Regions from separate parts of the Homo sapiens genome. Here region 2 is linked to region 1. A link is an interaction called in ENCODE POLR2A ChIA-PET data of the cell type or tissue named here. Cell type or tissue: OCI-LY7. All regions are shown on one strand. Each heading gives the region's core, and the rest is flanking DNA. Links, peaks and the distances in the headings are about the cores only. Region 1 overlaps TCAF1 (TRPM8 channel associated factor 1). Region 2 holds the start of OR2A5 (olfactory receptor family 2 subfamily A member 5).

What was found. Peaks named below come from ENCODE experiments on the same cell type or tissue, not always from the same donor. Only the 100,000 strongest peaks of a DNase experiment are listed, where the experiment ranks them.
Region 2: POLR2A ChIA-PET joins it to region 1 with 10 read pairs; 2 of 35 experiments call an interaction of 5 or more read pairs at or near these places.

The regions. Positions count from the first base shown.
Region 1 is chr7:143,839,353-143,856,155 of GRCh38, reverse strand. TCAF1 (TRPM8 channel associated factor 1) reads left to right here. Exons shown (of 9, transcript NM_014719.3): 9 at 2,014-4,781. The coding sequence ends at 2,023. LOC112267988 (a long non-coding RNA gene) reads right to left here. Exons shown (of 3, transcript XR_007060571.1): 1 at 12,904-16,803; 2 at 11,654-11,794. Among named protein-coding and RNA genes, the nearest start is that of TCAF1, 54 kb to the left of the region's middle. In OCI-LY7, for the core only: no CTCF peak of the experiment used is centred there; no DNase peak of the experiment used is centred there.
Region 2 is chr7:144,039,406-144,056,208 of GRCh38, reverse strand. It overlaps OR2A5 (olfactory receptor family 2 subfamily A member 5), which reads right to left and starts at 7,261. Exons shown (of 2, transcript NM_012365.2): 1 at 7,076-7,261; 2 at 1-5,858. The coding sequence starts at 5,807. The coding sequence ends at 4,872. In OCI-LY7, for the core only: no CTCF peak of the experiment used is centred there; no DNase peak of the experiment used is centred there.

The DNA.
Region 1 (16,803 bases), core at 4,493-12,492:
CCTTTAAAAAGCAATGAGAACCGTCCCTGGCAGGTAGTAGGTGTTGAGAAAATGTCTGCTGCCATTATTATTATCTAATTGACTCAATACTCTTTATGAGCTAGACTTTATTTTTAGATGACATTTACAGAGGCAGTTGTAGTTAATCCTAGCCCATCTTGCACTTTATACAGCAACTTCTGAAAGGATTCTGCTATGTTGCCTTATGAATCTAAAGGAAGAACTCTAAATTCACAATGGGTTTTTTTAAATAGCTAAAAAATTTTGTTTCTTTTTAACTTAGATTTGTAAAGCTATTTATAAGAACCTCATTGTGAATTTGGAGCTCTTCCTTGGATCTCCTTATCCAATTGTATTTTACAGATCCAATTCCTTCTTTGATTAAATCAAGAGTAGATGTCTTGAAGAAACCAGATCAATTCCATAATGACATTTGTCCTTAGCAAACAGAGGGTATCTGGTTTCATGACAGTGTTTTTATTTCTGTAACACAGATTCAAGACATAGTGCCTGTCAAGAGTTACTCAACAGTTTGGCAGACGAAGTCCACACACATAGAGGACTTTACTCTGAAACAAGATGATTGGATAGAGTTGACCCAAACTTATTTCTTTTTAATTTTATTCAGAATCCCCTATTTCTTTACAGTTTTAACTAAAGTTGGGTCCTTTTGGTTGATGTCATATACATCCAGCCAGTTTTTCTTTAGCTCACTTTTTATTTTAGTTATTTTAATATATCATTTTATTTGCTTAATTGGTAATTGGGTAGATATGTAGACTGTAAGATTTGACCTATAGAGTTTTTTCTTTGGATTTTTGTTTGTTTGTTTGAGATAGCGTATCAGTCTTGTCACCCAGGCTGGAGTGCAATGGCACCGTCTCGGCTCATTGCACCCTCTACCTCCCAGGTTCAAGCGATTCTCCTGCCTCAGCATCACAAGTAGCTGGGCTTACAGGTGCCCACCACCACACCCAGCTAATTTTTTGTATTTTTAGTAGAGATGGGGTTTTGCCATGTTGGCCAGGCTGGTCTCGAACTCCTGGCCTAGGTGATCCACCCACCTCGGCCTCCCAGTAGATTTCTTTGTCATGTTATTTGTCGGTCCTAGGATTATTTCTCCTGATTGCACAAATATCCATTGCCTAGGTGCTTTAAACATGAGACATTGGATATTTGTTCAACATTTAAAATAATTGTTATCAATTATTGGGTGTGTACCAGTTATTGTAGTGATTCCTTTCTATAGATTGTTTCATTTAATCTTCACAATAATCTCATGACATGGCAACCATTATCACTCCCATTTTATTTTATGAACGAGAGAACTGAAGTTAAGGAAGATAAGGTAAATTATCTAAGGCTATATTGCTAATAAGTGGTTGATCTGGGATTTGAATTCAGGCATTCTGATTACAGAATGGGCATTCATAACTACAGTGCTTTGAATGACCCCATCAATGGGTAAATAAAGAAGCCGACCAGCAAACCAAAGGATCATTATGTTCCTACTTGCCAGAGCTTTGGCTGCATATACTTACCTATCATCTACTTTTATCAGAACAAAAAATCATTTTGTTTATCCCAAATGACAATTCAAAGAATTTAAGGTAGGCTCCTGAAGTGCTTCCCAATAGATAGTGCTGGAGTGAGCCCTTTAGCATCAGCCAGATCTTTTAGGTTCTGCATTACTCAAGTTTCAGTTATTCTTTCTAGGGTACCATGAAAGTGTTCTCTAGTTTGTTGGATTTTGAATGATGGACTATTTCAGTGAAGTGCCTGACTCCCAGAGATCCCAAACACTGCATGTTCTCAGAGAGGAAATTAGATCCTCCATCTTTGAGAATATGTGTATCCATCCTTGCCCTCTTTAATATATTTTTAGCAGTACATCCCGGGGATATATTTAAAATATAAAGTTATCCATGTTACTTCCGTGTCTAAAAGCCTCCACTGGAATTTCTAATTTGAGATAATGGAGTAAACATAAGTTTACCTTCCCTCCCTCCCCAGGCCCCACTGAAATTGAAGTCAAGAAATGCAAAAAGGAACTGACACATCTCAGCAAAGAAAACTGAAGGGATTTGGTTATAAGTGGAGAGGATCTCAGCATATTTCTGGAAGATAGAAAGTGGATGAAGCATGATAATGAAAGAGTGAAGAACCTTTCAGATAAAATGTAAGCTGATCTGAACAACATAACCCCAAAGAGACTTGCGCACCTGAAAAGCTTGTCTACTGAAGAATTACTCCAGTTGTAAGATTGAGCCCTCTCCTACTCTCCCCCAACTCTTATGCACAGAACACAGGCAGTCTCCACTATTGATACCAGTTAAAAATTTCTTGTTATTGTTGCTGTTGTTGTTTGTATAAAGGAATTGAACAGGCTGCTTGCAGAGAGATAAGAGTTGGTGCTCCAGAAAAAAATTTCTCTTCTAGTGGAAATAAGTGCCCCTACCCCCAGCCGGTCAGCTAATTCTCTACTGACAGCTGAGACCTCCTACTCAAGTGCCTGTTGCCTTCAGGTATAGAAGAGGTTTCCTGAAGAAACAGACCTAACTGTACAACAGCAGAGGAAACCCATGCCAACTGTTATACAAGTTAACAGTTATGTTGATTTTTAAATGGGAATGGTGAGTTAGAAATTCCCAGACATGGGCGATGGGGAGGGAAGAGGAATAAGAAAAGTCACGAGGTAGAATTAGGGGCCTTGAAAATATGACAAACTCTGAGGGAAACAAAGACAATGTGGAAAGAATAACTTAATTTTAATTCCATCTCCAGAGAGATTTGAGGTGTATTTAAGATGAAAAACAGGATACTACAAAGAAACGGAAAACTCAGGAGTTCGAGACCAGCCTAGGCAAGATGGCAACATCCCGTCTCTACAAAATAATTTTTAAAAATTAGCCAAGCATGGTGGCATGTGCCTGTGGTCCTAGCTACTTGGGAGGCTGAAGTGGGAAGATCACTTGAGCCCAGGAGTTCAAGGCTTCAGTGAGCCATGATGGTGCCACTGCACTCCAGCCTGGGGGACAGAGTGAGACCCTGTCTCTTAAAAAGCAAGAAAAGAAAGAGAAGACTGAGAATAAGAAGATCTCTTTGAAAATAAAATAAGACTGCTAAAAGTATTTGGTATACAGTCTGGAAAATAAAGTTGAGGGAATCTCTCCAGATAAAGAGCAAAAAGAAATAGATAGAAAAATATAAAGAAAGAAAAAAGACATAGACAATCAATATGTAATGTTAGGAGTTCCTGGAAGAGAGAACAGAGACAGTGTAGGTGAAGAAATAAAAAGAAAAAGAATTGAAGAACAGAGCAAGCTAAGTCTCCAGATTGAGAGGGCCCAATACAATCTACATCTAGACACAATATTGTAAAATTTTGGAATATTAAGGATAGAAGGAAGATATTAAAGTGGCCAGGGAGAAAACAAATGAGGTCATCACGATTAGCTCAACACAAAAATGGATGAGAAATAGACTGCTAACAGATTTGTCATCAGCAACACTGAATGCCAGAAGTCAATGGATCAACATCTTCAGAGCTTAAGGAAAATTTTTGTACCTAGAATTTCATAGTAAGGCAGACTGTCAAGAAGAACATCAAAGTGAAGACATTTTCTGTCAGGCAAATTTTCAGAAAGTCTCCTTTGCACCCTTACTGAGGAAGTATCTTGAGGAAATTCTCCAGCAAAATGAGGATGAAAACCAGGAAAGAAGAAGAAATGGGATCCATAAAACAGTGGACCTTACTTAGGATGTCTCATTCTAGAGTGACAGCCAAAAGGGTATCTCACCCTAGAGTGACAGCTATCCAGCAGACTAATTTCAGATGAGAGCATACTGTCTCGGGCTTTCTGGGAAGAATGTGCATTCAGTGCCATAGATAGTATCATTGAAGAGCTGGGATGCTTGAGAAGATTATTTAGTCAAGAAAAAAGAAAGACAAATCAACAATATGTCAAAAAATTCAGGTCCAATTATAGAGCAAAATAAAATGAGGCATGATTTTGAGTTATTCATGAAGAATAAGAAGAGGCTTGATAGGTACATTTCCTTTTCTATGGCACAGGCATGATGATATTGGGTGTGTAGGGAAGAAAATATCCTAGCTTATACTAGGCTCCCAGTAAGAAGTATTTAAATAGCCAAAATAATGTGGATATCATTTATTAGTATTCAATGTTCAGATCAGCCTATTAACAAAGTGTGAAAGGTTTCATTTTTTATTCAGAACTGAAGTTGAAAGTAATTAATGCTGACAAAGGGAAAGAAAGCAGAAAGAGATTGAGAATTAGAGGAAGAGAAGTGGAATCAAAGGTAGAGATACTTATATATTCAAAGTGGGGATGAAAAGATCTTCAGTTAATGGAACAAGAACTAGAGGATTAGTGTATTGTTCAAAGCTATAAAATCAAACCAATAGATGTATTAAAAAGTGATGTAACTATCAGACATTTGGAGAGAGATGGACAAAGGAAAGTGGCGATAGTGTAAGTTAAATCCTTATCTTTTGTAATGGGGAATTATTAAAGATGTTGTAAAGTCAGTAAGTCAAGAAATTATTGCTCAAACATATTATTTAAAGTTAGAAAGTTACCAGACGATCTAAAATAAATATTGTTAAAAGCATTACCTCTAGGGAATGGGATTTAGATTTAAAAAGGGTGGGATGGGAAACTGTGTTTTTCATTTTAAGTCCTTCTGTACTATTTAATTTTTTACCTTGTGCATGTATTACTTTGAAAAAATTTTTAATAAACCCAAATAAAAATCTTCCAGTGACTTCACATTGATTAAGATGCAACCCAGCTAAAGCCTTTAAAATGGTTTTCAAGGTCCTCAAGTATCTAGGTCCACTTGATGTGTCCAGGCTCATGATATCTCCCCACAAGTCTCTATTTCCAACCAGATTAAGTATCTTCCAGTTATTAAAACACACTTCACATTCTTTTGTTTGTATAGGTGTTCCACAAAAAACAAAGCCTACTGCTGATCTCACCATGTCTGCTGAGTAAGCTTACCATCTAGTGGGTTTTAATATTTGTTGAATGAAGGAATGTCCAATACAGCATTGAATGAAGTTTGCCAACTTCATTCTTTTCCAAGAAGGCCTTTGATGTTTGCCCCTGTTCTGGGAAACATTTCAAGAAGGACCATCCAGGGCCCTAAGCTTTCCTGCACTCCCCTTCATTTGACAGCTTTAATAAGTTTTAGTCTTATATGAGGCCAGCTAGTGTCAGAGCATTTCTGTCCATCTGTCAGTCTCCCTGGTGTACTCTTTGCTACTTTCCCTGAACATCGTAACCTCTTTTCAGCTATTTTTAACCCTGTACTTGGGAGAAACAGCCAACTATCTAGTGGAAATCTTTAGGCCACCAAGTTTCTTTTTTTTAAGTTTTATTTTACTTTTAATTGACTCATAATAATTGTACATATTTATAGGGTATAGTGTGATGTTTTGATACACGTATATATTTTGTGATGATCAAATCAGGGTATTTAGCATATTTTTCACCTCAAACATTTATCATCCCTTTGTGGTAAGAACATTCAAAATCCTCTCTTCTAGCTATTTTGAAATATACAATATAATATTGTTAACTATAGTCACCCTACTGTGCAATAGAACACCAGAACTTATTCCTATCTAACTGAACCTTTGTACCTGTTGACCAGTCTATCCCCATCTCCCCTGCCCCACTACCCTCCCAAGCCTCTGGCAACCACTATTCTACGCTCTGCTGCTATTAAATCAACTTTTTAAATTATAGAATCCACTTTTGTGTGAGATTGTACAGTATTCGTCTTTACATGCCTGGCTTATTTTACTTAACATAATGTCCTCTGGGCCCAATTACGTTGCCACAAATGACAAAATTTCTTTTTATGGTTGAATAGTCTTCCATTGTATATATACACCACATTTTCTTTATCCATTCATCCACTGATGGACACTTAGGTTGATTCCATGCAACTACTGTGAATAATGCTGCAATAAACATGGGAATGCAGATATCTCTTCCACATAACTGATTTTATTTCCTTTGGATATATACTCAGTAGTGGGATTCTGGATCATATGGTACTTCTATTTTTTAACTTTTTTAGGAACCTTCATTCTGTTTTCCATCATTGCTGGACTAATTTACAACAGCATATGAGACTTCCTCTTTCTTCACATCTACCCCAACATTTGTTATTTTTTGTCTTTTTGATAATAGCCATTCTAACTGGACTGAGGTGATATGTCATTATGGTTTTATTTGCATTTCCCTGATGATTAGTGATGCTAAGCATTAGTATGTCTTCTTTAGAGAAATGTCTATTTAGGCATTTTGCCCATCTTTAAATGGAATTATTTATTTTTCTGCTATTGAGTTATTTTTCTATATATTCTAGGCATTAACCCCTTGTCAGATGCATAGTTTGCATATGTTTTCTCCCATTCCTTAAGTTAACTTCAATCTGTTTCCTTTGCTGTACAGAAGCATTTTAGTTTAATATAGTACCATTTCTCTATATTTGCTTTTGTTGTATGCTTTTGAGGTCTTATTCAAAAAATTCTTGCCGAGACCAATGTCATGAATTGTTTCTCCCATGTTTTCTTCTAGGATGCTTACAGTTTCAGGTCTTACATTAAAGTTTTTAATCAATTTTGAACTAATTTTTACATATGGTAAGAGACAGGGGTCTAATTTTATTCTTCTACATGTGGATATTCAGTTTTCCCAGTGCCATCTATTGAAAAGCCTCTCCTTTTCCTAATGCATGTTGCTGACACTTTTGTTGAAAATCAGTTGGCTGTAAGTGCATGGATTTATTTCTGTTCTGTATTCTGTTTCAGTTATCTATGTGTCTATTTTTATACCAGTACCATGTTGATTTGGTTACTATAGCTTTATAGTATATTTTAAAGTCAGGTAGTGTGATGCCTCGAGCTTTATTTTTGCTAAGGATTACTTTGGCTATTTGGGGTCTTTTGTGGTTCCATAGAAGTTTTAGGATTTTTTTTTCTATTTCTGTGAAGAATAGGGATTGCATTGAATTAGTAAATTGCTTTGGATAATATGGACATTTTGACAATATTAATTTTTGCAATTCATTATTATCTTTCTATTTATTTGTGTCCTCTTCAATTTATTTTATCCATATTCTATAGTTTCCACTCAAGATGTTTCACCTCCTTTGTTAACTATATTCCTGGGTATTTATTTTATAGCTATTGTCAGTGGATTGCTTTCTTGATATCTTTTTTTAGGTAGCTTGCTACTGGCATATAGAAACACTACTGATTTTTGCATGTTGAGTTTGTATCCTGCAACTTTATTGAATTTATTTATTCTAACAGTTTTTTGTGGAATCTTTAGGATTTTCTATATATAAGATAATGTCATCTGCAAACAAGGACAATTTGACTTCCCCCTTTCCTATTTGGATGCCTTTCATTTCTCTTGCCTAATTGCTCTGGCTTGGATTTCCAGTAGTATGTTCAACAAAAGTGATAAATGCGGCATCCTTGTCTTATTGCAGATCATAGAGGAATAGCTTTCAACTTCTTCAGTATGATGTTATCTATGAGCTTCTCATTTATGGCCTTTATTGTGTTGAGGTATATTACTTCTACATCTCATTTGCTGAGAATTTTTATCATGAAGGGATGTTAAATTTTATCAAATTTTTTTCTTTGTCTATTAAAATGATTATGTCATTTTTGTCCTTCATTCTGTTAATGTGATGTATCACATTTGTGATTTACATATGTTAAACCATCCTTGCATCCCTGGGATGAATCTCACTTGATTGTGGTGAATTATTTTTTCAATATGCTGTTGAATTTGTTTCACTTATATTTTGTTAAAGATTTTTGCATCTATGTTGATAAAGGAGATTGGCCTGTAGTTTTCTTTTTATCAAGTTATCCTTGTCTGGTTTTGATAATGTTGGCCTCATAGAATGAGTGTGGAAGAATTTGCACCTCTTCAACTTTTTAGAATAGTTTGAAAAGAAGTGATATTATTATTTACATGTTTGGTAGAACTTAGCAGTAAAGTCATCAGTTCCTGGGCTTTTCTTTGACGGGAGACTTATTATTACTGATTCATTCTTGTTACACATTATTGGCCTGTGTAGGTATTTTATTTCTTCATAGTAGTTCAACTTTGGTAGGTTGCATGTGTCCAGGAATTTATTTATTTCTTTTAGGTTTTCCAGTTTATTGGCATATAATTGCTCATAAAAGTCTTCTATGATCCTTTGTATTTCTGTGACATCTCCTTTTTTAGCTCTGATTATATTTATTTGAGTCTTCTCTTTTTTGTTAGTCTAGCTAAAACATTTGTTTATCTTTCAAAGGACCAACTTTTTGTTCTACTGATTTTTATATTATTTTCAGGCTCTATTTCACTTATTTCTGCTTGATCTTTATCAGTCTTCTCTTCTAGTAGTTTAGGGTTCAGCTGGCCCTCGTTTTTCTCATTCCTTGAGGTGCCACATAAAGTTTTTATAAAAGATTCTTATACTTTTTTGATGTAGGCATCTATTGCTATAAACTCCCTCTTAGAATAGCTTTTGCTGTATCCCATAGGTCTTGGTACATTATGTTTCCTTTTATTTGTCTCAAGGAATTTTTAAATTTTCTTTTTAATTTCTTTATTGATGCCCTGGTTTTGTAAAAACTTGTTTTTAGTTTTCACATATTCGTATATGTTCCATAGTTCCTCTTGGTATTCATTTCTAGTTTTTATTGCATTGTGGTAAGAGAAGATACTTGATAAGATTTTGATTTTTTTGATTGCTTGAGATATGTTTTGTGGACTAACATATATTCTATCGTGGAGAAAAGTTCCATGTGCTGTTGAGCAAAATGTACATTCAGTAGTTATTGAGGGGAATGTTTTATAAATATCTGCTGGGGCTATTTGGTCTAGAATGTAATTTAAATCTGATAATTCTTTGTTGATTTTCTATCTAGATGATCCATCCATTGCTGAAAGAGGGTGCTAAAGTCCTTTTTTATTTTATTTTAATTTTTCTCTCCCTTTAGATCTCATAATATTTGCTTTATATATTTACTTTATATATTGGGTGTTCTGGTGTTGTGTGCTCATATACTGACAACTGTCCTAACCTTCTGCTGAACTGATTTCTTTATCTTTCTTTATATAATGACCTTCTTTTCTCTTTTGACAGTTTTTTACTTAAAGTCTATTTTGTCTGATGTAAGTATTACTACCCCTGCTTTGTTTTGGTTTCCATTTTCACAGAATTTCATTTTCTCTTCTTTCACTTCAGTCTATGTGTGGCCTTATAGGTGAAGTGCCTATCTGGTAGGCAGCATGTTGCTGAATCTTGTTTTTTTTTTTTTTTAATTTAATCCATTCAGCCACGGCGTATGTTTTAATTGGGAATTTATTTCATTTACATTCAAAGTTATTATTGATAGGTAAGGACTTCTGCCATTTTGTTCATTATTTTCTGGTTGTTTTGTTTATCCTTTGTTCCTTTCTTCCTCTCTCATGTTTATCTCTGTGGCTTGATTAGGGTATTTGTTGTGTTAAGCTTTGATTCCTTTCTCTTTCTCATTTGTATATCTGTTGTAATTTTTTCTTTGTGATTAGTATTGGGGTTACATTAAAAATCTCTCATACTTATAATAGACTATTTTAAGCTGATAACAAGTTAACTTTCATTGCATACCAATACTCTAGACTTTCATTCTGCACCCAAATTTATAATTTTGTTGCTTTAATATACATCTTTATATATTGTTTATTCCTTAACAACTTATCATTGCTATAATCATTATTACAATTTTCACTTTTTGGCATCCCACAGAGCTGCATTTTTTTAATTATTATTATTTTTTAAATGGGGTCTCATTATGTTGCCCAGGTTGGACTCAAACCCCTGGGCTCAAATGAGCCTTCCATTTCAGCCTCCTAAATAACTGGGACTACAAGCACATGCCACAGCACCCAGCTGTTTTGGCCTTTAACCTTCATACTAGAGGTTTGAAACATTACATATCACCATTGCAGTAATGAAGCATTATGAATTTGATAATGCATTTATCTCCAGCAGTGAGATTTATACTTCATGTTTTTTTATGGTAGCAATTATCATGAAAACTTTTTTTTCCAATAGAAATACTCAAGCATTTCTTGTAAGTCTGGTCCAGTGGTAATGAGTTCCCTCAACTTTTGCTGATCTGGGAAAGACTATTTCTCCTTCATTTCTGAAGCAAAGATTTGCTGGTATAGTATTCTAGGCTAGCAGCTTTTTTTCTTCTAGTATTTTAAATATATCATCCCATTCTCTCCTGGCCTGCAAGGTTGCTGCTGGGAAATCTGCTAATAGTCCAATGGCAATTCCCTTATATGTGACTTGATGTTTTTCTCATGCTGCTTTTAGTATTTTTTTCTTTGTCTTTGACTTTTGACAGTTTGGTTATATGCCTCAGAGAGGACCTCTTTGAGTTGAATCTTTGTGGGATCCTTTGAACTTCATGGATCTGGATGTCCATATCTCCCCAAGACTTGGGAAGTTTTCAACTATTACTTTGTTAAATAAGCTTTCTTTGCCTTTCTTCATCTCTTCTTCTTAAGTTGCCAAAATGCAAACATTTGTTCACTTATGGTGTCCCATAAATGCCATAGGCTTCTTCATTCCTTTTTTTTTTTCTTTACCTCTGACTGGACTATTTCAAAAGGCCTGTTTTCAAGTTCAAAAATTCTTCTGTTTGATCTATTTTGCTGTTGAAGCTCTCAATTGCGTTTTTTTATTTCATTCATTGAATTTCTTGGCCCCAAGATTTCTATTTTGTTCTTTTTTATGATATCTCTCTCTTTGTTGAATTTCTCATTCAGATCATGAACTGTTTTTCCCGATTGTTGAATGATCCGTTTGTGTTCTTTCATGTCTCACCAAGTTTCCTTAGGCTCACTATCTTGAATTCCTTTTCAGGCAATTCATAAATTTTTATTTTTTTATTGGGGTCAGTTACTAGAGAATTATTGTGTTTCTTTGGTGGTGTCATGTTCCCTTGCTTTTTTATGTTTCTTGTATCCCTGCACTGGCATCTGTGCATCTGATGGAATAATCACCTTTTCTAACTTGGTAGCATAACTTTCAGCGGAAAAGACTTACACCTGCAGATGTGTCCTAGCATGTTGGTTGGGTAAGGTACATTTGTTTTTGTTCTGGGTGGATGCAGTAGTGTAGTCTCCATGCAGCTTCTTTAGCTGTAGTTAATGTCAGTGGTGCCTGCAAGTACCTCAGTGGCCTTGGCTGCAGAAGTTTGTGTGGCTGGTATGCCCACTCAGCTGCTTGTCCCCTGAAGGCTGGGCACTTAGCTGGTCTGTTTTCTGAGGATCCATGGCTGGTAGGTTCTCCTTCGGTGCTTATCTCTTGGTGGCTGCATAGTGAGCTGGTCTGTGCTCTAGGGAAGTGCAGGGCTGGTTGTCCAGTAGCTCTGCTCAGTTGCTGCTCCTCTGGAGGCAAGGCACCAGACTGGTTCATACTCACTACCAGGTTACCAGGTTTTTTGTGTCCTACTATCCCTAGTTTCTTGGTAACTGTTCCTTCTCCATCTTCATTAACATTTCTGTCTGAAGGTAAATATTTGTATAATACAAAGACCTTTTCTTACCTGAATTAGCATCTGTCCTATTTTCCATGTATCATAATAGAGATTTACCCTCACAAATGGGAGTAGTTTCCAGATTGCCCATGTTATCACAGAAATAACCCAAATTATTTTATCTTCTGCCACACCACTGAGTCTGAATTTCTGTAAAGAGAAATTGAAATATGTCATGAGTTTACTTTCCTCTGTTGTCTAACTCCCATAGTCAACTGGAGCTCTCTGATGAGTATTGGCCTTGCAGCCAATCTTCAAAGCAGTATTTATCAGAAACACTTCCTATCTCCTCTTCACGGGATTAATCTGATCTATTTAGTGCTTAAAGCAATGTCCTCACCCAAGGTCAAAACCTCACCTAATATATGTACCTAACAGGCCAACAGGTAACTAGGCCTTAGATGTTGACTCTTTTTTGCCAACAAAAGTAGCAGACTCTATCCCTTCTTTCAAGACTATTTCCCTCCTCTGTTCTCTACTCCTTACAAAGCCTTTGTACTCCTGCTTGGCTTCTACTCTTAAAATGATTTCTTTCTTTGACCCACATCATTGCAGTCAGTCTTCAATAGGGAGTGGGCAGAAGGTGATCTTCAACTTCTCAGAGATCTTTCTTCTAACTACACAAAAAAACAACTTACCTCACAATCAAGACAACTAAGAAATGCTTCCTATGCATTTGGATTCTTGTGCATTTCAGTGCTATAAAGAAGCATTTCTTTGATAGGAAAGCTTGAGTAGCTTAAGTTATTGATGTTCTAGTCTGAGACTGGGTGCGTTTCATAGGTGCTCATTATATTAGAAATAAATAGAATAAAGGGATGAGTAAATAAATGAAAGATAAATAGAGGTTGGGAAGCAACTGCAACTTAAAAAAAAAATGTAGTGACCAATGATGACAGTTAGGAACCAAGGTTTATTTTAATACAAATATGTGTACCTGAAGGTCATTAAAAAGTTACTTCTATTCTTAGGAACTCAAATATACATAATTGGTTAAGAAATCTGTACATGTAGGTACTAAAAAAATATTTCCATGAATCGCTTAGTGACATAAAATTCATTTTTCACATACTGCCAAAATTATTTAGAATATTTAAAGTCTGAGATAGTGCCCAAAGGGGGTTAGGGGAGGACAAAATGATCAAACATACAATATAAAAACAATCTATAAAAGAGTCTAGAAGAGATCTCACAGGTTTAGAGAGAAGACCCCTCTTCTTCCTGAACAGACCCCGTAGGCCAGGGCCCAGCAGGCTTACCTATTGTCTGTGGTTTCTGTGCTGCAAACAGGAGCCTAAAACCTGCAAATAGGTTATAAACCTTTTCTTGACCCTCCACCAAGGTAGATAGGCAAGTGGAGCTTTAATAAAACAGAGTTTTTCCTTTTCTTCTTGCTGCTTGTGTAGCCTTGGAGCCGACCTATTCCAAAGGAGAAAATAATAAGCCTTAATTAAGGCTTTTGACATTTAACCACAAGACAACTGGCACTATGAGCTTGTTGCTCTCAACACCTAGAGCAGAGTTAAATCTCAGATCCTCATAGAAAACTCTGAGATAAACTATTTCAGCTGGCAAAAGCATTAAAAGACAAACAACTGACTTGTGTCCGTAATGTTAGAGTGACCTTTAGCAGAAAGCCTGGTGGATCTCTAGCACTGGTAAAAGTACTTTTGGCTATAGGGCATTATTAATGTTATTAACGCACTAATAGTACATAATATTATTAATGCCCTACAGCCAAAGACCAATGGAAACACACCTATAATTAAACAAGTTGAATCTGTTGTTCATTGCAGCTAGGGAAAATGCACACCATAGAGAACTGTGGGTATATCAGTAAAAAGGTGTCAGAAAGAACCTATTATAGGCTGTGGGCTTTGGTTGGATAGTTTTGGGAAGTGTCTGAAGAAGGGAGACTTTGTTTTGGATGACATACTGTCAAGAACCAGAAACAATTCTACAACTACGATCTCAATACATATACAAGGAGAGCTGACTAAAATAAGCATAAAGGCTGGGCGCGGTGGCTCACGCCTGTAATGCCAGCACTTTGGGAGGCCAAGGTGGGCAGATCACCTGAGGTCAGGAGTTTGAGACCAGCCTGACCAACATGGAGAAACCCCGTCTCTACTAAAAATACAAAATGAGCCGGGCATGGTGGCGCATGCCTGTAGTCCCAGCTACTCAGGAGGCTGAGGCAGGAGAATCGCTTGAACCCAGGAGGCTGAGGTTGTGGTGAGCTGAGATTGCACCATTGCACTCCAGCCTGGGCAACAAGAGTGAAACTCTGTCTCAAAAACAAACATAAATAAAATGAGAATAAAGCTGCGATTGGTTTCTAAAACGTGCAATTACTCATTTTAGATAACAGAAGGATGATCAGTATTTTGTGGGTTGCATGGTGATCGTGTATGTGCCTTACTTTATGACGGTCTCTGAGTGACCTTATCTGATGTTGATGTTTTCTGAAATTGTTTTTGTACAATGGGAGAACAATATGGCCTCGCTGTTAGCGCCAGACAAGTTTCTGGATGGCAGGAGCTGCTGCTTTTTTTTTTTTTTCTCAGTTCAAAGGTTTAAAAAGGGAGAACCTTTGCTCTTCTTATAGAGATTCAAGTCTGCATTTCTCTTGATTGACCACAAGGGACAGACTGAAAAAAAAAATAATAGCAGAAAGTATGCATGATGTACCTTGGGAAAGGATAGTTCCGTACAGATCCCCTAGACTTGGTGGAAGTCTTGGGGCAAACCAAAATGAAATTAAGACTACACGTCTCAATATATAGTGAAAAGCCTTGAGAAGGAATGATCTTGATGTCACAGGAACTTTGTAATTAGTCCACTGGGAAATAATTGTTTACATTTTCAAATAAGTAAATAAATAGACAATAATAGTCGCTGGTCCCATAGGAGTAGGGATTTAGACTCACTCTCTGTAGGAATTTTCTTATATAGTATTGACCTACTATGACCCTCAATTCCCATACACTATCCCCCGGCATATTGATATCTACAACCCTTGTGGGATTGTGAATGAAGACATTTATATTACACTGATGTAGGTGCAATTAAAGAAAATTGGATCTACTGAGCACCTGTCCAATGAACCTGATATTTCAAAGGCAGAAAGAGAAAAAGGACATCCACTCTCATTCTTGGGCTAACTCAGTTCCACTGGCTCCAAGACAACTGAAATCTTCAGGACAAAATCAAACTTTATGTCTGGTCTGGTGGTGGGAGAAACAGTTTATAAATGTAAGAATATCTCTTCTCACCCCCACCCCAGCCATGTTCCTTACTAGAGGAAGAAAGTTTCAGTACCTCTGGAGTGGCAGTGATGTGTTCCAAGACATCCTCTGTGATTGGAATATAACTGGCTCTTACCACGTATGTTTCACACACTTATGATCCAAACAGAAAAAAAAAATGTATGCCCAAGTATATTTTACAGATATGCCAAAAGCAGAATATGAAAACTTTTATAACTCTGAATTAGGGCTGGCCGCTTGTCAAGAGAAGCAACAAACTCCCCCATTGCTTCAAAGTTCCACTGTTTTCAATGAAGACGCAGGCAGGAACTTGCCCTTGGAGATAGACCATGCTACAATTGGAATAAAAGTTATTATAAATGTACTAAAGAATGAAACTTAATGGGTGAGTGTTTCATAGATACTCTCAAGTTAGTAACCTTGCTTTTTACTTCCACTACAACACAATTTTAGTAATTACACTTGAGAGATTTAAAGTGAGGAGATATAATTATGACAGTACTTGTGTTATTCTGGGTCCTCCAAGAAGCAAAAGCCAAGACAGGATCAGATATGCGAGAGATTTATTAAAGGAAATGCCTGTGAGAGAAAATGTCGAGGGAGCCAGAGAAGGCCGGGAGAGCCACCATTAGACTGCAATGTAGGTTTAACCCTTGGGAAGGAGACAGCAAAGGAAAGACAGGCTTCCACTGAAGTACAGGTCTCAGAGAGTTTCTTTCAGGACCATGAGGAGTCCTTGAGCCAAACTCACCTATCGGGAGAGTCCCATGTCTTCCAGGAATGGGCCTGCCTGAGGATCCTCACTACATTTGATCACCAGCCTGGAGAAGCCCCTGGCAGCATGGCCTTGGCGCCAAGGATTCCAGAGCACACCAGCTGGGGCCATCTGGCAATTTCATACCCACCCCCTGCAGTTGGACATCTGAGAGGAACATTTTCATCACCACCATAGTACTCATTCTTAAGGCAGCTGTAGACACCTGTTCTGGATCATCTTAAATAGTGACTTAGTGAACTTCCCCAGTGACTCATACCAGTAAATGTCCATAGGTGGATTCATCCATCTCTGTTCCTAAATTAGAGTGTGGCTAATTCTTCCCAGATTCTTAAGGTCCTTAAAAGAAAGAATATATGGTACCACATTAAGTTAAGCTCATGACTGAAAATAATTTAAGAAGGAGGCCAGTGACTATTAATAGTAGCCCACAATTAGAAGGCATATGTATGAGTAACCCCTGCATCTGGCTTAGTGATAAACTGCAATTACTGCAGCAATTGCTCTCTATTTGACAAAAAATGGACTCATGTACCACTGGTAAAGATAATATTTCTGATTTGTGTTTGCCTCTTGTATATGCTGGACAATGAAGTATAATATTGTTTATGTATATTTATTACGTATAACCCAGAAAGAGTCTGTCATGGAAGCACAAGAAGTATGAGTTAGCCTGCCTGATTTAAGCTAATACAGATCTATCCTTGGAAATGGAGATGAATTCATTGTCCCCTGAATCTCATAAAGGAGAGGTGGATTATCTGATTTAAAAAAAAAATGGATTTGGTTAGAAAGGACAATAGGGGTAGTGTAGGGAATAGATGTTGAGGAGGCAACCACAGTGTTTACTAAATGGTGCTTTTAAAAAATCTTCCTCCACACTGTAGAATGGAATCCAAACTCCCTAGTATGGCAGCCAAAGTCCCTCTAAACCGAGCCCAAACTTCTCTTTAGAGCTAGCACTATGCAAGTTCTGCTAACAAGTTTCAGTCACTATGAACATTTTGTCTTTCTCAAATTAAGCCTTTCACATTCATATCTCTGTGCTTTGGAATCTTATACAGCCTCACATTGTAATACCTTCCCCTTTATCTCCCCGCAAATATACATTTTTC
Region 2 (16,803 bases), core at 6,012-14,011, 200 kb before region 1:
TCCCTCCCACCCTCCTCCATACCTTATTTTCAAGGAAGGTGCTAAGCCTCAGTTCCCCATTATTGCATGAAGAACTTTAATATATTTAGTTCCTAAGAGCAAAGCTATCTCCACTCAGGCCAGCTTACAAACAGTCGGCTAACCCGTGGCTTCTGCATCACTCACACATCTGATTTTATGTTTTGTTTCTGATCCACAGAGATGTTTATCTTGCCTTGGGGGCTAATTTTGTCTTTTTCATTTCCTCTCCTTGTGGTTTAATCTGTCACTGCTCTGTGGGGTTTTTTGTTTGTTTGTTTGTTTGTTTTTTCAAAGATGGGGTCCCACTCTGTTGCCCAGGCTGGAATGCAGTAGCATGGTCATAGCTCACTGCAGCCTCAAACTACGGGGCTCAAGCGATCCTCCCACCTCAATCTCTTCAGTTTTTGGGATTACATGTGCAAGCCCCTGTGCCTGTGTTTAAGGCAAAAGTCATTGAGCCACTATCACTGAATATCAGGCTAATATTTTAAAATGTGAAACCATGTATATCTAGAAATAAAGTTGTGATGGCATTGTGGGAATAAAAGTATGAGAACCACAAGTATGAAGCTTATACAACAATTTTTTCCTACTTGAATATTTTCTTTTGATGACTCTGCTGAATCCTCGGAAGAACAAGACGGGATTTTGACAGAAAAAAGATTATCTTAGAATTACCATTTAAAAATCTTTAAATGACTGTAAGTTTGTTTAAAATCAGGTTAAACTCCGCCCCTCATTAAAAAGATGAAAAAGTTTATTATGAAATCTTAAATTTTCAAGATTGAAGAGACATTGGAAAGACTCTATTGCAAATGCCTGTTCAACGTATTTATATTTTACTCAACCTTTATGTTTCTATTTATAGTAAGGCTGCACAATAATTCACAAGACCTCATTGTTGCATAACTTATAATGTTCAAAAATATTTTCTCATATTGATGTTAATTCCACTTTTATGTAAACCTACTTTTTGATTCTAGGGTATTTTTCCCCACTTTGTGGAAGGCAATAAACAACTATGTTTGCCTCCTGCAAGATTCTCGATGGGACATATGAAGACAATTATCCTGTTTGCTTTATTCCTCCTTTTTTCCGGGCTATGGAAACACAGTCATTTCAAAAATTATTTATGGCTATGCACTCATTTATTTGCTCATCTATATATTTCTTTCCTAATATGATTAGTATCCAGGGCAATAGTAAGGCCAGGGAGACCAATATAAGGAGTTGGCTACTATGAGTGCCAAAATTTCAGCCAACTAACAAGGTGTCACCAGGGTGAGTTTCTATCTCTACATACAGAGACTGAGATTTCCTAGAGGAGCTATTCTAGATACACAGTTGATGAGAATTCTTAGTGTGTGGGTAGGAGAATGAACGTAACAAAGCTATGGACTAATTATTTTTGTATATATTTCCTATCTGGATGCTATCTCAAGAATCCTTTTCGAATTGAAGCTATATAGAGAATGTAAAATTTTATGTAGGATTCTTCTTACAGTTTTGTCTACTAGCAGGAACAATGAACACCATTTCATACCCAACCTCCTGTGTACTAACCTTCAACCTCCTTTGGTGGAGACCTTCCCCAATATCACCAACCAAATAAAAACAAAGACAGGCACAGAAAGTTGCAAACACAAAGAGCTGAGATTTTTTGAGAAACTTCCATTGTTCAGTAAGTATCATAATAATTTATGAATCATTAAAATAAAATTGGATTTTGTAGTTTTATAGTTGTTTAGTCATGAATTTTACCAGCTCTTAGTCTTACTATGTAATCATTTTTCATTTTCATTGTCCTTATATCCTTCTCACAAAAATACATCACTTCAAATCAGAGTCACATAAAGTCTTTCATTTAGCATTCATAAAAGTTATATAAGGCACCTAGCTGAAACCTTGTTAGCCACATCTGACCTAAAATAAAACTCAGGATTGAGGAGGCTATATTATTCCTAGAAGCAGACCTATTTAGCAAGTTGTAGCACAATTGAGATGTGAATCTAACATAGCAAGCATCTCAGCTTGCACCTGTGCTGGGTTCCCCCTTTCTCAGTCCTAGCAGCCTAGAGCACTGGTAAGGTAGGTCCATCACGGATCTGTACACAGGAGAGATGGGGACACTTCCTGGAAAAGCATTAATCACATCATAAAGGTAAAGAACACAGGTGGGTACACCTAATGATAGAAAGAAGACCAGAATCATAGGTAAGATGATCACTGAGAACAGCAGGGTGTCTCTCGTTCAGATTGTCCCTTTGGGGCAATGCCTTATGAGGCCATGTGATTTTGCAGACAGGCATTAGGAGGGAGTTACTATTGGAAAATGATGATGCTGCTAATGTGAGTGTTTCTACTCTTCCCAAAGGTGGTAATGAATCCTCCAAAGATGGGTTGGCTACAGGATGTATTCTTTCTGGTGTTAAGACTTTGGCTATAATACTGTAAACTCCGTTTTGTTCCAGACTCTGCCCCATCATGTGGATGTTGAGTCTAACCCCTGTTGAGCTAAAATTTGTAATGTTTTGGGCAGAAAGCTGCTAAGAAGCAGCTTGGGTTTGCAATCAGTACGATCCATAACACTCAGTTCTATTACTGGTTGCATAGTATAGGATAAGTTATTAAATCATTCTGAACTTTGTTTACTTATCTATTAAGTGGAGAAAATAATAGCGACTCCATTGTGATGTTTATGCAAGATAAACGGGGTAACATTTGTGAAGCAGTCAGTAGAACTTGCAGCCTAAAACAATGCAATTGTTTCTTTCACTTTCCCCCAGACCTTTAAAAACTGATTAATGTTGAAAATATGTATATATAAAGCGGTCATAACACCAACATTTAATTAGTTTGTTAAAATCCTACAACTCAAATATGGAAACAATTAATAGAAATTTTTCATATACTCAGGTATTTTCTGTAATGTATTCAATATATATATATATATAAAATTAGAGCCACTATTAAGACCTGCTAGAGAACATTTCTTTATAATTTATCTATATTTGTCACTTTCTGTAGAAATGTAGTCTTTTTGGTCTATTCTTTCCCAATCACTTAGAACTGACATAGGATGAATTATACCCCCTGATTTTTCCACTGTACCCTAGGTAAAAAAATTCTGAATCCAAATCTATTGCTTATGTTTTATATGAGATGAACTATTCTATATGTTTCCTCTTTCCCTTTTCTTTTAAAGGTTTTAAGCAGAACATGAAGTATACATATTTTAGGGAATGTAATAATTTTTTTCAGATATAGTTAGAAAGTCCTTTCTATATGAAAATACTGCCTGTTTTCTCTTTCTAGCTTCAGAGTAGTGCACACAATAATTCCATAGTGGTTGATAGTTAAATTTAGATCCAGTATTTTTTTTTAAATTCAAATTGCTCTCTTTGGGAGGGGCAGAGCAAGGTTTGTGAATTTCTGCAGGCCAAAAAATGTCCTCACAGTATGGAGATATGAAAACAAAGACCATCACCAGAGGCAGAATGTTTAACCGAGATGAATGGATGAGCAGAATAGTCAGCAACTAGGCTTTTTGAGAACTGAAAAGAAAACAGTGCATTTGGAGAGGGGGTGGGAGGAAAGAGTTCCCCCTTTGCTTCTTTCTTTCATGGAAGAAGAAATATATGAAGTGATAAGAATATATTTTAAAATTGTAAAAATAGAAAAGGTACAGGCAGCAGATAATGTAATAACATCATGGGTCATACAGTTGAATTCACACAATACTACAAGGGTTGAGAGAAAAAAGAGAGAATTCCAAAAGGTACCATACTCAATGTGTTAAAGAAATCATATTATCATATTATGCTGATCATTTAGGACTCAGACTTGTGTTAAAATAAAACAAATTACCTGTCCATGTCATTCTGACCACTTGGGTCCAGGAAAAGTGATTTATGTCACCTGGAATAGCTTCTCTTTGGAATTTTGTTGAGGTTCCTGAAAGTCTTTATCAAGACTTGACATGTTCTTGGTTCTAAGCGGTGGTCTATGATGTTACATCAAGCTGTCAGTTTCCCTTGATGCTTTCTTCCTTTGCAGTATTTTCTTACTACTACAATATTTTATGTAATCACCGTAATGATAAATTGTCACCTACACCCGGCTTTGCGATCTGAATTATGAAAAAGGTAACTATCCCTAATAACATTCTCTCATATTTATTTTAAATGCAAAATCTTTCCAAACTCTTTCTAATTAAATGGTGCAGAATTAAGTGAAATGAAACAAAGATCCTGATATTTCTCTGCCTTTTATATAAAAAAATCTATACAATTAAACTTTGCTTTTTACAGAATTAGATTTGTTAGGGTGATTTAGATGAACTTCCAGTACTAATATCATCATCCTTAGGCTTTAGGTTCCAAACCAGGCATTTTCTATACTCTTAGTTGTTGTTACATTCCCAGTAGAGGGCTGCTTAACCAAGGTCAGTATTTATTCTGTGTGATTACAAGTACTCTCTTATAGTAGCATATGGTATGGGATTACCAGCATATACTTATGGCAAAAAGAGATGGAAATAATAGAGGAATTTAAGAGGAAGCTTGAGAGAACTAAGCCTCAAAAGAACAGAAAGCAGATCCTGGGTAGGGGTGGGACCTGGGAGTAGGAGTTCATGGCACTTTGCACCTCTGCTGCACCACACGGCTCAGCGCCTGTCTGCATGTGCTTTGTGATCTGCATGGTACTCCACGTTTAGGGATAGAATCCAATCAATATACATTCTTGATATCAGAAATCTAAGAGATGAGACTGTAAGGCATTTACACCACTGTTCCTACAAATCTCATTGGGAGCAAATCTTCAACCCTCTAGACTTTCCCTGGCATCCCTCACTTTGATCTCTGTTTCCACAACACTCTTTTCAGGGCACCCTTGACCTCTGCGTTCCTCAGGCTATAGATCAAGGGGTTCAGCATCGGGTTGAAAAGGCTGTAAAACAGGGAAAGGACCTTCTGCTGCTCCTCAGGGTGGCGGGACTTGGGGGCCATGTACATGACAATGGCGCTGCCAAAGAAGAGTCCCACCATGCAAAGGTGGGAGGAGCAGGTGGAGAAGGCCTTTCTGCGGCCCTCCCCAGACTGGATCCTCAAGATGGCCGCCAGGATGCGCGAGTAGGAGACCAGCACCAGGCAGAGCGGCCCCACCAGGATGAACACTGAAGCAGCAAAGATGACCACCTGGTTGAGCCAGGTGTCAGCACAGGCCAACTTGAGGACAGACAGGATTTCACAGAAGAAGTGGTTGATTTCATGGGGCCCACAGAAGGGCAGCCTCAGGATGAGAACCACATGGACCAGGGCCAGAAGGGAACCACATGCCCAAGAAGTGACAGCCAGGACTGTGCACACTCCCCATCTCATGATGACAGAATATTGCAGAGGGTGGCAGATAGCCATGTACCGATCGTAGGACATCATTACCAAGATGAGACACTCAGTGTGAGCAAAAGCCATGTATAAAAAGGTCTGCATTGTGCATGGGACAAAGGAGATTGTTTTTCTCTTGTTCAAGCCAAGGTTTGTCAGCATCTTGGGGACATTGTTGGAAGCATACGAAATATCAATGATGGCCAGGTGTGAGAGAAAGAAGTACATGGGGGTGTGCAGTCTGGAGTCCAGCCAGATGAGCCCCAGGATGGCCCCATTTCCCAGCAGGGTGAAGACGTATAACAGGGAGAAAAGCCCAGAGAGGAGCATCTGAATCCTTAGGCTGAGTGGAAATCCCAGGAGAATGAATTCTGTGACCCATGTCTGATTTTTTGTCATGCCCTTGTGACAGTACCTGCGTTGGACTCTGCTGTGGCAATGAGCTATGTGCTGAGGAGCAAATGCAGATCCGGATTAGTCAGTTAACAGAAGGAGGGGGTTTATGGTGCACACAGGGTGCTGACTCAGTCAGCAAGGTTTTTCGGAGCCATTATGCCAAATCCTTTAATCCAGAGTAAAGCAGAAAATAAATTTGGTTCAGAGAACTAGTGTAAATGCAGACAGGGTGATGTATACTATATCCAGTCCCACAGAATTTTACTTAACTTGGATTGCAAGACCCACATTTTTGCTATCAGAAGGGCAGCCACAGAGTAAGTTGTTTTTCAGAATGGCTAGCCATTTTATTTTAGAGTAAGGATCACAGCCATGTTCTTATGTGTTTTACTTTCTAATTTATTTACTTTGCATATTTTCCCCCACTTTCTCTTCCATATTTGGTTTTCAATTATTTTGTAATTTGTGCAGAGTGCATTGCACATGCAGGTGCTCCAGTAAATGATTAGAGAAAATACGTAAAAGCATGAATTAGGAAATGAGGTTTACAAATGCAATTTCAAAGAGGTTTCCTTCCCTGTGTTTACTAGTTTTAGGGAAAATAAAGCTTGCATTAAATGTTTTACTTCCTGAAGCAACTCAGGAAAATCTGGCTGTTTCCCTTTGCATGCAAGCCAAGAAAGTTTGCCATCACTAATCCAGCAAGCATTCACTGAAGTCATTTCTGATATATGGCCAGGGCAAGTGGTTATCTATGTGAAGAGTTAACAGGATAATATTCTGATTCCTGCCTTCACCCCACCCCTTTGCAGGGCTGCTTCCCTGGTTCTTACCAGGTGCTGTTGCTGGCACAATGCCCACTACACTTGTTGGATGAATTGATGGATGGATGGATGGATGGACGAATGAAAGGCATTACGTTAGGAATAACATTCAAAGAGCATATCCTAGATTTCAATCAAGTCTTCAGACTCTTCTTAAATTTTCTCTGCTTGTCATTCCCCCAACCACATAGCCACAGGGGCTATAGAAAGGGGAAACCAGGATGTTTCATAGAAGTACACAAATGTTAAATGATCAATGCGTCATTCTCAATGTGCAGCTTATGACTCCACCTCTGCAAATGCTAACTCCACCTTTAGCCCAGGAAACTGTCTGCCAATAAATTACCTCTGTATCTCCCATTCAATGTACTGATTTCTGGAGCCCTGCCTTCATCCAGACCCTAGCTTCTCTAAACTACCAGACTTTGCAAAAGACCCTTTACTCACTGTGGTATCAGGCCTGGTCTTGTCTCAGAAATATAATTCTATTTAGAGAAATTGTGCAGAGATCACAGGAGCTTTTGAAGGCCAGAGCTGAGGATCTTGCTCCCACCAGCAGCCCCTGAGAGAAGGAATTTCCAGATGCAGGAGTTGTCTCTCTTTTCTTAGCATAGGCTGATGCAGACTGCAGCCTGCTCTCTGGGAACACCAGCAGTATAGGTTTTATGGTGGGGTTATCTCCACTCAAGCCTTCACGGATTGTCCCTGAGGACAAGGTAGAGTCCCTAAGGGAAACAGGATACACAGCAGTCAGACTCTGTGTCTACCAGAACAAACAAAAGTAGTTTATCCTCCTGTCTCCATTTCTCTGGGCCCTGGGGATGGGCATTCAGAAAAAAAAAAGCTGGCAGGTGATGGCTTAATAACCAGCTGGATCTCTACACATAAAACTCTTGTAGTAACAAGAGCATGCATTCTCCAGGGGCCACATTGCAAATTACACCCCGTAAGTATTTGGATTGTGATAAGTTCGTGGATCTCAGTCTTGCCCTGGATGGATTAAATGGAGCTTGGAGGAGGCAGAGCATCATGCTTCTGTCATAAATGCTTGAAAATCTTCTCCTTCTTAGTTAATTCTAACTTGGTATTGATAGATTAGAAAAAAAATACTTCTATCAACCCTCCCACACTGTGGTGAGAAAGATTGAGGCCTTTCCACATAGTACCTGAGATTTGATATAGGGTGTAGGAAATAAGAGAAGACAGAAGCCAGAGTAAGGCTGGCCTTGAAGAGGTGTCATGGGAGAAGCCCTGGTGTTTCAAGGGCAGCAAATGTGTAACTCACACCTTCACCTTTACTATGATATACTCCTAAAGTTCAACAAAACTTTTGATATAATGATGCCTCAGGTGTAAGGGCTGTGTTTATATTCACATAATAAAGCATAGACAGAGGATGCCTTGAAAATGTTTCTGATTATCCCCTTTATGTGTACGTCCCTTATGTGTATATGTATTATGTATATATCTGTGTGTGTGTGTGTGTGTGTGTGTGTGTGTGTGTTTGCTGGTTGGGCAACATTTTAGAGAGAAACATCCAAATCTCGTTTGTCAGAACACACTGGGTTCTTTACTCCAGAGAGATGTAGGTTGTTAATGTGTGAGCTAACAGGGGAGACTCGGAAATATGCCTATCATTTTGGCTCACAGACTATAAAGGTTTCAAAGCAGGTGTATTTCTATGCACAGAATAAAGAAGCTCAATGAATATTTGTCCTGAAATCTCTGGAAGAATAACAAGAAAAGTTTTGTAACTATGGACAGTGGTTAGAAAAAATAGCTGAAGCACTTAACAAAAATAAAGTAAGCTTACTAACTACCTAAAACTGGAGGACTAAATAAAATATTGCCAGGATGCTTTTCAATTATTCATATATTATCTACATATAGATATTTTATATCCACAATTATCCATGTGTAGATACTGAATAATTAATCATTCATTTATTAATTCGCTCATTCAATTTACATTTATTGAGCATCTGCTCTGTGTGGGATCATCCTAGACACTGGAAAAGCAAACACTAGTGAGATACTGTCTCCATCTTCCAAGAGTTTACGGTCTGCCTACAAGTGAGCCATGCAAATAAGCGGTGTAGGACCTGGGATACACGTGTGCACAGTATACTGCAGGCAGCAAGGAAAGGTGGGGTAGATCCTTCTGAAAGTGGATAGGGAAAGGCTTTGCTGTGGATGGAAAGTTTAGACACTCTTCAGGAAGACATGCCAGGCTGGACCTCACCTATTCAATTATGCCTGAAGTGACATCTGAGTCTGGAGATTTAGAAGATTATAAGTTATTTTCCCATTGGTACCGGAGGAATTAGGTCCAATCTAGGAAGGCTTTGACTTTGCATGGAGGAGTTAAGAGATTTCAGTGAAAATTGTAAAACTGAGTAAGAATAATAAAGAAGTAACCACAAGAAAAAAAGACACACCAGGATGCACCTTAAGGTATAAGGAGGGCACAGCAATAAAACCAATAATAATACTGGGAAAGAGGTTCAAAAATGAGCTTCTGTTGGACTTCATTGGAAATAAAGAGTAGAACGATTTGACTAAGATATGTTATTACAAAGATTAATGTTTGGTTAATGTGAAGGATTGTTTAAAAGAATGAGATTGGATACTGTGAGCCCAAGCTATCTGTAGAGTCTGCATTTTCAAGTGACAGTGAGTACCTGAATTGAGATGGTATCCATGGGGACAGGCTGGAGGGAATGGGTATGGAACATGTGAAGGAAATGTAATTATCAGCATTCAGTGACTTGGTGTGTGGTGAGGAAGCCAAGCAGAGCTGGGGTGCTCCCCAGGTTTCTGGTTTGTGTGCTCCCCAGGCTTCTGTTTTGTGTGGCTGTATATAAAGTGTTTTCACTCAATTATATGAGGAATAACTAAGGAAGATATTATTTAAAAGCAAAAGTTAAAAAAAGAATATAATTTTGAACATGATGGATATTTAGGTGGACGAAAAATAAAGAATTAACTAAATAGTTTTGGAGTTTATTAGAGACATCCGGGTCAAAGTACAGATTTAACAGATAGTTAAAGTCATGATAATGGATAAGAGTATTCAAGGAGAGCAAAGCAGTTTTAGCGAGAAAAAAAAGAAGGTCAAGAACAGTATCTTAAGAATAACCAATATTTTAAAGATGGACAGAGAAAGATACATCTCCAAAAGGGAACAAGAAGAAAGATCAGAGAGATAGGTGGGAAACTAAAAAAATAAAAATAAAGAAAATCAACAAGCTATGCTCTATGTTATCCCAGGAGGCAAACTAAGGTACTCATTTTAACCATATCAATAATGCTAACTCTATTTTTTAGAAACAAGAATATTTTTCTGTAAAAAGCTACATTTAAGTTAATACTTATAGTAAACATAAAATAAAATCAAAGTTACTAACAGAAAGCTGTTGCTATCCTTCAAGAAAAATATAGCAGCTTTTTAGCATAATTTCCCAATTTCATTGACCCTTACAAGGGGTACAAGGCTGTTAATCAGAAATACAATACAAATCTGCAGCAACTTCATTGTGAAAATTAAAAGTAATTGTTATTCTATAAATGAAATGAGGGCTCAACTGAAAGAATGTCATTCCAAGGGCAGAGATGGCAGATGACCAAAGATTTCCGAAGTGAGGCTCATCGATAATTCAGAGGCAGAAATCCACTGTGCTCAAAAGAGCTTTTAACAGTACCTTGGGAGCACATCTTATACTCTGGCAACCCATAAACATTATTCTTAATTCCACAACACACTCAGAAAGGCTGATGATTGGGAGACTAATGGAATTTCGCACCTTTTTGCTTCTTCTCCAATTATAGGACAAAAGTCAACACAATCTCATATTTCCTGGGACCACAGTATGGACTTAAAGACCAATAACACCTTCAAATGCAGAAAAAACAGTATTAGATATTGAGTGCATTAGTAAATATAATTCACGAAGATAAATTGTATGTCTGTTAATTTCTTGTTTTCTTTTTAATTTTATTATTATTATACTTTAAGTTTTAGGGTACATGTGCACAACGTGCAGGTTGTTACATATGTACACATGTGCCATGTTGGTGTGCTGCACCCATTAGCTCATCATTTAGCATTAGGTATATCTCCTAATGCTATCCCTCCCCCCTCCCCCCACCCCACAACAGTCTCCGGTGTGTGATGTTCCCCTTCCTGTGTCCATGTGTTCTCATTGTTTAATTCCCACGTATGAGTGAGAACATGCGGTGTTTGGTTTTTTGTCCTTGCGATAGTTTGCTGAGAATGATGGTTTCCAGCTTCATCCATGTCTCTACAAAGGACATGAACTCATCATTTTTTATGGCTGCATAGTATTCCATGGTGTATATGTGCCACATTTTCTTAATCCAGTCTATCATTGTTGGACATTTGGGTTGGTTCCAAGTCTTTGCTATTGTGAATAATGCCGCAATAAACATACGTGTGCATGTGTCTTTATAGCAGCATTACTGGGTATACACCCAAAGGATTATAAATCTCTTGTTTTTTTGAAAACCACTCAATTATCAATCTTTGCCTCTAACTGCTAAGCATTTGGTTGACACCGTAGATAATGAAGAAATGTTTCTGAAAGCATGGCTCATGCGCTACCAGCATAAAAAGAGTACTATACCTTTTATGAGGCATCAAAATGTACCTTGCAAATGCTAAAGCTCAGCATAAATGTAAAGTGCTACTTAAGAAACTTTTAGGCATGCAAAGAATCTTAAAGACGATTTTATCCACAGATGTCATTTTAAAGGTAACTCTGAAGCTAGAGAAGATATGACTTCATTAAGACTAAGGGCAGATTTAAGATGAGAACCCAGGCATCTTGAAGCTAGTGTATTCAAAACGGAATGCATAATTTTCTTTTCCTTGTCTTACCTATCATGATAAGTTGCATCACTGCCACCTGCAAGTTACTCAAATGAAAAACTGAGTCATTCTTGATTCATCTTACTCTCCAAAGTTGAAGTCTGTTCACCTGCTCTTTAATGCCACCACCACAATCTACAGTCTCCTGGGGTGCATGGATAAAAAAAAGAGAGAGTGTTGACCTTCATATTTATAATTTATATATTTCACACTATTTCCAAATTGAATGATGTAAGCAGATACAGATTCACTATACAAAATAAAATTTTATTGTATAACCTTAGATTTGGTTCCCGTTCTGGACCGCACAGCCTGTAGTGTACTATACATAATGTTTTATTATTTACATAATTATCTTATAAGTAACAGAAATAAATGGAACCTTTGTCTTAAAATCATTATTGGTTAAATGAGAACACTTGATCTGTGCCTTTCTTAACCTCTGTGAGGTTTCATTCTGGGCAAACTTGACAAAATCCACTAAACTAATAAAAGTATCCTATTAGTATTTTAAAATGCAAAGTATAGTATATCTGGTAAAATATATATTAGTATATAGTATATGTAGTATAGTATATACTAGTATATAGTATATGTAGTACAGTATATACTAGTATATAGTATATGTAGTACAGTATATACTAGTATATAGTATATGTAGTACAGTATATACTAGTATATAGTATATTATCTCTCCTGCTTAGAAATCTTCAGTGCCCTCTCTTTGAGCAATGTACAATCCAAATTCCCTTTGAATGCTTTAAAAGCACTAAATGATCTGGCCCTCCCTGCTTCTTAAATCATAACTCCGGTTGTTCTCATCTTTGATCAGTGTGTCATTGCCACACCGAACCTAGAACAAATTCTAGGTCACGTTAACCTATTTCCAGCATCAGTGTTTTTACATATGCTGGTCCCTGTGTCAAGAGTTATCACTTTAATTAGCTCTTATCCCTTCCTCCCCCAACCACATTGCTATTATCTAGCAGAGCGGCACATACAGTAAACTAGAATTTGTGTGTCTTTTCATTATTTGCTTCTTTGCCTCTTCTACTAGAAGCGAAGTTCATTATGGGCAAGGACTATGTCTGCTTGTCCATTATACTGAAGTCCCACTAGCTTGTCACAGTAGTTAGATGCTCAATTGACTTGCTGAATAAATAAGTGAAAAAATAAATGATGCTTAGTTTTATTTCATAGTGACTAATTGAAAAACATCAAGATCATTATATGTTAGTCACTTTCTTTACGTTTTTCATGAAATATGCACTTTTATTTAAAAATCTTGTTTTTATGGCCTTAGAAAAGCAGACTGTACTCATATCTTTTTGCTCATGAATTGCCACTGCTATTAAAATGACTTGCAAGAAACTCAGTTGCAGAGCTTCTTCCTCTGCCTACGTTCTATCCTGTTTCTTTCTCCTGATCTCCCTTTGACTTCTTTCTTCTCCATCATTTTCTCCCATCTCCCTTGTCGTTTTCTTTGCATGCTTGCCTTCTCACCTCCCTCTCTTACTTTTATCTTTAACCTTTCCTCATTGTCACTTTTCTTCCATATATTCTCTCGGGTCCTGTCTCCACAGCAGGGTATCTTCTCTCTTCTGAATGTAAATTGTTTCCAGATTTAATTGAGATCATAATTTAATGAAGAATCTCAAACAAGGGATTTGAGGTAATGAGATAACAAATAGCAAAAATAAATGAATGACCCCCACCCAGAATATCAACAACAAAAACTTATCAGCAGCCTCAGATCCCAAAGCTCCGGTGTTAACTAATGTTGTGTACACATGTCCTCTACCTCCCCAGTCTACCTATCCCTAGGAAGGCACAAATGTGAGACCATGCGTAGGCTACCTTAGGCAGAAATCCCACTGACTCAGTGATTCCTTCTCTCACAGGTAGCCTGATTCTTCATTTCAAGAAAAATATAATTTTAATTTGTCCTTCCCTCTTTCTTGACAAATAGCTTATAGATTAATCTTTAATAACATAATTAACCAATAGATCTTTTGCAAAAGTCTAATGCTGAATTCCTCACATTTATACCAACATTCCACATTAAATGTTGGCTGGGCATAAGCCATGTACCCGTATCCAGGAGGGCTCATTTGTGACCCAGTGTTATTGTGGGATAGCAGCCACCACTCCCAAGGCTTTTTAATTTTTAAGTTGTTTCATGTTTTCAAGTCTGGACACATTATTGTCACGGAAAGTAGCAATATAAATGTCTTTTCTGTTCTTAAAAACAACCTGCATAACTGTATAAAAATCTGAAATGCCTGTATATTAATCAAAGATTATTGATTTATCATTGATCAAGAGAGTAAGAGGAGTTTCATATTTTAATAATTAGAATGGGCATAAGTCAAAGAGAATTCAAGAGTGCCTGGAAACTGGAGTTCAAAGCAAGTTTTTTCTTCAGTTTTCTAGATTGATATCTGGTTGCAAATCATAAGATTTAATGATTACTGATATGGAAAGGACCCACGTACAGAATGTTCAATATCCCCAAGGGCTCCAGGCCATAAGATATCTCCTCTTCGTCACTCAGAGGAGTTTAGAGGTTTGAGATTTGGTGTATCTTGCTCAGTTCTCAGTATTTGAACAACTACAGAGGAGTTGGAATTATCCATTACAGTGAATTACTTATCAGTCAGCCTCCCTTTGAATTCACTTGAAATAAATAAAAATTATCTAACTTAAATTTGTATATTCTTCTTAGATGTATTCTTTACATGTTTAGTTGTTAACTGTATCTGAAAGGCTTGAATTGAGTACACATTTATCTCTAGAAAAACAACACCCACCTTCTAAGCTTTACTAGTAACCATAATTGAAACATTGGTTCTATTATTGATATGTGGCAGGAACCTTGTATATATACTCTCATGCAGCATACCCAAAATGAAATGACTTTATATGAATAAGAAAATTAAAAATCCAAGAGCTTAAGTAACCTTAAATGCACATCAAATTCCATGCTCTTAACCACTGCCCTATTCCATGTCTATTATGTTGCCTTTGGGAAGCGTTAGGAGGCACATTAGTGTCACATGGAAAGATGGTCTTGCTGTCTGATTGAGTTTCACGGGCCTTAGTGCTTCTCATGCAGAACAACTTTTAAAATGCTTTTGTCTTTCTTTTATTTTAAAATACCACCTGTGCTCATCATGGAAGAAAATGAAATTCACCCATCAGGCCACACCTCAAAGGTAGATTTGTTGACATTTGGTGGTTTCTTTTTCCCAATTTTCATATATTTTTAGCTTAATAGACCTCACATTATACATAAAATTTCTGATGCTGTTTGCCACTTACCATGATAATCTAGGCAATCTATCAATCAATATAATTTTAACTGATGATTCTCTATGTGGCTTTGGACAAGATAACTAACATCTCCAAATTGTTTTTCCATCTGTAAATTGGGTATAAAGTAATATTGCAGAGTTCTCATTAGAGCTAAGTTGAAAAATAAAGAGGTAGTTATTATAATATTATAAAGTTATTCTTTAAAAAGATTGATTCAATTAATTTTTCCATTTTTAACTAATTTTTTTAAAATTTTATTTTATTTTATTTTATGTTCTGGGATACATGTGCAGAATGTGCAGTTTTGTTATATAGGTAAATATATGCCATGATGGTTTGCTGCAACTATCAACCCATCACCTAGGTATTAAGCCCTGCAGGCATGAGCTATTTATCCTGATGCACTCCCTCCCAACTAATTTTTTTTTTTTTTTTTTTTTGAGACGGAGTCTCGCTCTGTCGCCCAGGCCGGACTGCGGACTGCAGTGGCGCAATCTCGGCTCACTGCAAGCTCCGCTTCCCGGGTTCACGTCATTCTCCTGCCTCAGCCTCCCGAGTAGCTGGGACTACAGGCGCCCGCCACCGCGCCCGGCTAATTTTTTGTATTTTTAGTAGAGACGGGGTTTCACCTTGTTAGCCAGGATGGTCTCGATCTCCTGACCTCATGATCCACCCGCCTCGGCCTCCCAACCAATTTTTTAAACAACTCCCTGCTTTCATGTTTCTCTCAGTGTGCCTGCATATAATTTCTAAACTGTCTTCAACAATTTGATAGTCTAAAACTACAACTTTCTAATTTGGATATGTCTGATTACTAGGAAATTTGAATGTAACATTATTGTATTATTGGGCATTTGCATTTCCTATCCAGAGTGCCTGGCTCAGGACCTGGCCAATGGAAAGCACTCAATAAATGCTTGCTGAATGAATGAAAAAAGTAGTTAATATCAGCAAACCGTGCATATAACAATATTTGTTATTAATTTACATGCACTTTTTATTCATTAGAGTTATGGATTCTGTGTTTTTGTTTGCTACAAATATGTTTCCATTTAATGTTTGGGTTTTTATATGGAGAAACTGTAATTCTTTTAGATTTTTCATTGATTTTAAATTTTACAAATTCATCCAGTGGATTATATGATTATTAATTCCTTTGTTTTCAAATAGAAATAGGTTAAGATATCTAATTGGAATTAGAATTAGAGAAATGAGTTTATGTTTAGGTAGAAAATTCAAGCATGATATAAGTCATTGGCATTGAAAGAATTTTGAAAACTTCCAAACTCCCTTGCATTATTTTAAGTTGACATCTAAAAAATTTACTATAAGTTTAATAGTTTCAAAGGATGACTTTGTTTTAAGAATAAAATTTCTTCTCTTTGTCATAATATTATGTAATTTTTACAAATAATTTATTTTAAAATAATTTTACAAAAAGTTGCAAATATACTACTGACAGCTACTGTATCTCCCTAATTCAGATTCCTGTATTTCCTTCTTTTGTCTGATTGCTCTAGCTAGGACCTTCAGTATTACGTCAAATAACAGTGGTGAAAGAGGGCATCCTTGTCGTGTTCCACATTTTAATGGAAGGGCTTTCAGGTTTTCCTCCATTTGTTGTGATACTAGCTGTGGGTCTGTCATAGATGGCTTTCATTATGTTGAGGTATGTTCCTTCTATCACCAGTTTTTTTAGGGTTTTTTTATCATGAAGGGATGTTGAATTTTATCAAATGTATTTTCAGCATCAACTGCAATAATCATATGGTTTTTGTCCTTCATTCTGTTGATATGATGTATTCCACTGATTGATTTTTGTGTGTTGAACCATCCTTGCATCACAGGGATAAATCCCACTGGTCATGATGAATGATCTTTCTAACATATTGTTAATTTATAAAATGAGAAAGAAGAGAATGTACCTGAGTATGAAAGACTGAGAGGCAGGGAGCATCATGGGGCGTACTCT